Regions from separate parts of the Homo sapiens genome. Here region 1 is linked to region 2. Evidence: chromatin loops called from intact Hi-C (ENCODE). Cell type or tissue: PC-3. All regions are shown on one strand. Links, peaks and the distances in the headings refer to the core of each region. The heading gives the core; the rest is flanking DNA.

The links. A loop is a pair of places that touch in the nucleus more often than their neighbours do. Peaks named below come from ENCODE experiments on the same cell type or tissue, not always from the same donor. Only the 100,000 strongest peaks of a DNase experiment are listed, where the experiment ranks them.
Region 1: a loop joins it to region 2, with 14 times the contacts of the local background. A loop is called at or near these places in 1 of 110 quality-filtered maps.

Annotation. Positions count from the first base shown.
Region 1 is chr13:54,027,965-54,030,885 of GRCh38, forward strand. No RefSeq gene overlaps it. Among named protein-coding and RNA genes, the nearest start is that of LINC00458, 100 kb to the right of the region's middle. In PC-3, for the core only: no CTCF peak of the experiment used is centred there; a DNase peak (open chromatin) is centred at 1,437; H3K27ac peaks cover 488 bases.
Region 2 is chr13:53,781,409-53,784,329 of GRCh38, forward strand. No RefSeq gene overlaps it. Among named protein-coding and RNA genes, the nearest start is that of LINC00558, 33 kb to the right of the region's middle. RefSeq lists a silencer at 1,126-1,420. In PC-3, for the core only: a CTCF peak has its summit at 1,174 (motif pointing right); no DNase peak of the experiment used is centred there; H3K4me3 peaks cover 898 bases.

The sequences.
Region 1 (2,921 bases), core at 224-2,723, 250 kb after region 2:
ATAATTTAGATAATTGCTTTTAGAAGATATCCTGTTTTATGAAAGTCTGTAAAAGGGAGATTAAATACTGTGTTTTCTTAGAAGATTTCCTTTTCAAACATTTTTGGCATGTTATGATAATTTTCCTAAAACTATGAATATTAGGCCAATTTACTGGTGCCACTGTGAAAACTCTATGAGATGCTTTATGAAAATCGTATCATTTGTACTTGATATTCCCAGAGAAATTTAATTATAATTAGTCAATTTGTACATTAAAAGATATTGTGTTCAACTTTAAATATAAATGGAAGCACAGAAAGCAGTGACAGCAGAAACTTAATTCCATGTTAAATGATATCAAAATAATTGGTCAAGAGGAAAAAAATTAGGGAAGAAGGAGTTGAGAGCAAGCAGAAGGTGTCAGAGTGGTGTCTGCATACTGCAGGTGGCATCAGTTAGGACATGAAATGAGTTTTCAGGTGAATAAGCACGGAGTTAATCAATTTGAAAAGAAAACTGATTTTACACCTACATATCCACAATTCTTTATACAAAACATTTGGGGCAAGATGCATATGGAAAATGGAATCCTTTGGATTTTAGCAAGGTAACAAGGAAAATGTACTTTATGATATAAAACATCTCAGTAGGGTTTGGACAGCATCTTACAATTAAACACATTACTATTTCTTTATATAAAATATGTCTTTTCAAATACCACAGAATAAATAAAGACCATAACTATTCACATATCAGTTTTGGTTTGGTTTTGCCAGCAAATGAGTTCCAGTGACATTACAGTGTGCTGCCAAATGAGAGTTAACAAAAAATAAAAGCAACAAAAACAAAAATAATCAAAAACAAAGCAAAACAAACTTTTTATTTTCAGAGTTCAGATTTTAGAACTGTAGATAAAGGACTGAGGCCCTGTAATATATGTGTGTTTTTATAGTGTCCGGCTTATCCTCAAATTGTTTTAGGAGAGAAAAAATTTATTCACCTGAAAATATTAGAGATTGTGTTACTATAACATGTAATCCAGAGATTCAATTTTGCAGTTCAGGTAGCACAGCAGCAAAGGAAAAATATTAAACCAATATATGTGCAAAGGGCAGTTAAAAGACAAATTTGTGTGTAGGGGTAAGTAGGAGGTCTTAGCAGGCAAAATTCAGAAAGACCAAGAAAAAAATTTCTTGTTGCAGTTGTGCAGGTGTTTTTAGCATGATTATTGTCCATTCACCTCCAACTGAGGTCCTATGGATGAGATTCATCAGTGTGAAGACAATGACAATAGTATGTGATAGATGTAGTGTTAGTGGTATGTCTCAGCTTCCATAGACCCTGAGGCAGAAGCACTTACTTTTGCTGAAGACTAGAGGAGGCCTTACTGAGGAAGTCCTGCTTAAGTTGAGTCTTGGTAGATGAGTCATCTTTCAGTCAGACTGCCGGAACTTCAGTGTGCTTTGATGCATGGAATAAGGAACTGTGGCTGTAGACATGTTGCTATTGCATATATTGAATACTGGTGACTCACTAGCAACAGTTGGGTCTGTTCACAAAGGAGACTGAACAGACCAGTGTAAGAACCACCTTTCCTGGTCACAGCTGTGGCTATTTCACTGAGTATGGCCATTTTGTTAATTACCTAGATTTTATTCCAGCACTTTCTTAGTATGCTAACTCTGCTCTTATAGCTTAAGTTTCCCCCATTTGTATTCACCTGCGTGTTTCAATCCTGTTAAGTGGAGTTAGATGTGAAATGTGACTTGGAATCCATGGAAATTACTTTAAAAATTGTGATATTCTTCTATTTAACACAGGAACAGCCATGTAAAAACTACTGGAAAGCACTGTAGTCAAAGTTTGTTTTACCCTGACAAAAAAAGACCGAGTAAATAGACATTGTGAGCCTTGTATTTCAGCTGTGCATGATGCAACAGCTTCTTGCCAGCGAAATAGAGGAACCCTAAATAGGCAACAGTTGCAGTTACAATATTTGCTGAATCCAATACACATGAAATAATGAGGCAGTCGTCTCTAAAGGCTTGCAGACCAGCTGAGACAAAGCAGAGAAAGGAAAAAAAAATTCAAAAACAGAAAGAAATTGGGAACTAGCCAATCCACTGGTTAAGAATAAAAGGCTCAGTTGGGAGCTAAACGGGGCACATAGTAGCCTAGTCCGATGGCCTGAGCAAAGTAAAAGCTGAAAAACCAAAAACGAAAAACAAAACACTTAAGTCAGAAAAAGAGATAAGTCAGAAAAAGAGAGAGAGAAAGGAAAAAGAGAGAGAGAGAAAAGAGAGTAAGAGACTCTAAGACTCTTAAACATGACTATAGCTCCTAAGACGTAAAGGACTTTTTCAACTGAAGAGGTTAAGGAATTTTACCATGTTTCCATATTAGTACAATTTACAGGAAAAAAGCTAACATCTACCAGAGGCAGTCTGACTTTTCTTTCTTAAATGAACTACTGAAAATTTGTCTAGGCATATGTCCCAAAGATCATAGCTTATGAACCTAAACCGTTTGACAAACAAAGCACTGATGACTGGTCTTGTGATTAGATTCAATGAGCCTTCATTTAATATTGAGAAAAGAATAGTTAAAAATTTAGTATGTTATATTTTAAAAAGCTTCAGAAATTGAGCTAATTAATAACTTCAGACTTCATAGCCATAGCTCCATTTATTTAACTCTTTCATTCCTTCTCTCTCTTTTTCTTTTTCCTTCTCTTTTTTCCTTCCTTCCTTCCTTCCTTCCTTCCTTCTCTCTCTCCCCATACCCACTCTCTCTCCTTTTCATTCTTTCCTTTGTTACATTGCTATAGTTTAAGCAAGTACTGAGTAAAGTACTAGTAATTATTTTTTATTGTTGCTTAATCCAAGTAAAGACTATAGTGCTTGGGCATAATTGACTCAGTGGAGGTATAAAAATATAAA
Region 2 (2,921 bases), core at 136-2,635:
ATAAAAGAAGCATTTAGTTAGCAAATGCCTTCGTGCCTCCCTGCTCACCGGTATATTTGCTTTAGAAATGAATGTTACATAGTAGATACAGACTTGCTTCTTTAACTCTTTTCAGAAATAAAGTGTGTGTATGTGTGTGCGTGTGTGTGTGTGTTGGAGGGGGTGGTGATCAGTGTCATGAAGTACGCAAGGAATACATTAAGCATGGATATGTGGATTGCATAATTTAAAACTGTCCTGGGGCATCCTTAAATTATGCATAGGTTTTGTTTTCTTATTTTACGTTTTTAGAGGGAAGATACTTGATTCTGCAATTTCTACACTGTTAGCATTATCTAAATCTCTCTCTCCGTTGAATGCTAAGCATCCATAAGAAACCATGCCATCTGCTACTCAGAGTGTTTTCCTAAGATGCTTCCAGGTACTCATCTTTCCTCAAACCCTGTTGTTTTGTGAAGACACATCAACTTCCCATCATGTATAGAGCGATTTCGTTAGACCTCACATTTACTTGTGTCAAAACAATGGCATCGACCCATTCAGCAGCAATTTGGAAGTGTTTTAATAATTTGTTGCTTTATTTTACAGTATTTATTTTGTGTCATCATTTAAAATCAAATAAAGACAGGATTCAGTAATTCTACTGTTACGTGTGAGTTTCACAGATCCTGAACTTTCTTTCCCTCTTTCCTCATGTTTCAGGGCAAGCGCCACCTTCTGTGGCTGTGCATACTCTACGCTATAACATGAGCTGTAGGTTTTTCAAAGCAAATAACCTTCATTTCACTCACAAACACACTCCAAGCTCGCCCTCCACTTTTGAATAGTGTACAGCTAAAAACCGATGGTTAAAGAAGAAAAATAAACTGTGATAATCTGGAAATGAAATTGAATATAGCGATTTTATTTTCTTGGGTCACTTTGTTTTGTAAATCAGCAATTCAGAGCGCTGCAATTATTTATCAGCACAGGACATTGTCTTTAGTAGTTTACTGTTTAGAGGTCTGGCTTCATTAAAACATTACTTTTAGGTCACTTTTAATTACTATTTTTGAGGACATGGGGTATATGTTTATATTGTGTCCTTTTAATGTGAAGCCAAAGTTTAACAAGTTGATATCCCAAGTCCTACAGACGTTTTAACATTTTCCAATGATTGCAGCTTTTACTTTACCGCTAGGTGGCAGAAGAGTTTTAGTTTCTGGTGCTGCGCTTTCGAAACTTCCACTAAGCACTCAGCTCATTCCCGCAGCAGCTGAGGCTGATATAAATGTATAAACAAGCAGAAGCTATATATGAGACACACCACCATCATTAAAGCATAAAGCAACAACTTTAAGCCAAGTTCTCGGCTTCCGATGGTCTGGTGAAACCAATGCTTTGCTGATGGGCTGAAGTAGAGGAAGGAATCCTGAAAAAAATGACCGTTTCCTGAGGTTAGGCTTTGTATGTGTGTTTCTGTGCCATTGTCCAGGACTAGTGCGTCCAAGGGAGACAGCTGGCAACTCACATATCCATTGCTGCTTGGAAGGATTTCTAATGTTTCCACCTGACTCTGCTATGGGCATCGTTGCCTGAACCTTGTAGGAAGAGGAGCAATAAAGCAACATAAAGTCAAAGAGCAGCTAAACATGGAAATGCTAAATTTGTTAGATTGAAAAGCATACAGCTTGAGGATTCTTAACAGTGAGAGGTTAGATACAGAGTTAAGTAGGAGTAGAATTTGAAAGCAAAACATTGTATTTGTATATAGAAATATTTGCTAAGTTGATATCCAGGCCGTCACCCAGAATATATGAGTTTTTGCAACATATGGAATATTAACAGTAAAGTCAGGGCGATTCTTTGGTCAAGCACAAAGAAAGGTACTTGCATTTATAGAGTATATTTTATGAGTTGTGGAGAGGGGATTTTTTTTTTTAATCAGACCAACCATTGTATTTCAGAATAAATAAAACCTCTCCACTTAGGAAAGCACAAGAGGTATAAAAAGAAAGGAAAAAGTGTGTGCTCCCATAGGTAGGGGAGAGGCACAGCAGCTGCCTTCTTCTGGAAAGGCAATAATCCGTAGGTTGTATTCTAAGTTGACCCACCTACATCTGCCATCGCAGCCGGCACCTGGTGCAGGATGAATGACATGCAATACTCCCCAAATGTCACTGTCCAGCCGTGTCCACCAATTAAAACTAATAAACATTCCTCCCCATGCTGAAGATGTGCCGCCAGCCCAGCGAGCTGCAGGGCCGGCGATGGCAGAGCATAATAACTGCAGTAGCAGCAGCAGCAGCCAGAGCCCTGGGCAGCAGGTGCACTTGGCCGGGAACAGGGAAGGGCACAGTGTGGCGCTGGCATTGCCTGCTCACATATTATGCAGGCAGAGCTGAGTTGTTTACAAATTGATAGCAGAGGGGATTTGGTTGGAGAGGGAGCAGAGCACAAACACACTGTACTCAGTGCTCAGAGAAACCTGAGAGGGGTCCTGTGCTGGCTGCTTGGGTGCCAGTCACCCTAGAAAAAGTCCTCTTTCTGCCCCCCTCACTGCACACCTTAGCAGGTAGTACAGGCTCAGTTGCACAGGCAGGCAAGTACACCTGCCAAAAAACTGAAGGATTTTCAGTGTTGAGAACCAGAAAGCTTCTTTCTTTCTCACTAAATGTGCCTCTTCCAGGTCATATGGACATGCAAGATCCATCTGGATATAGCTTGATAATTGGAATACAGAAAAGATGCAAAATTTAAGAAAGGTCTTAAATGGGAAAAAAATAAACCTTCAGGAAGGAAAGGAGCTTGAAGTTAGGTCTCGGTATCTACTGGGAGTTAGGGGTTTTAGTCACCCCATTATGCTGACTCTGTCTGAAATGAGTCGGAGAGTCCTGGGAGTGTGGAGTGGCTGTGTTGGGGTCAGCACGTGGGGCTCAGTA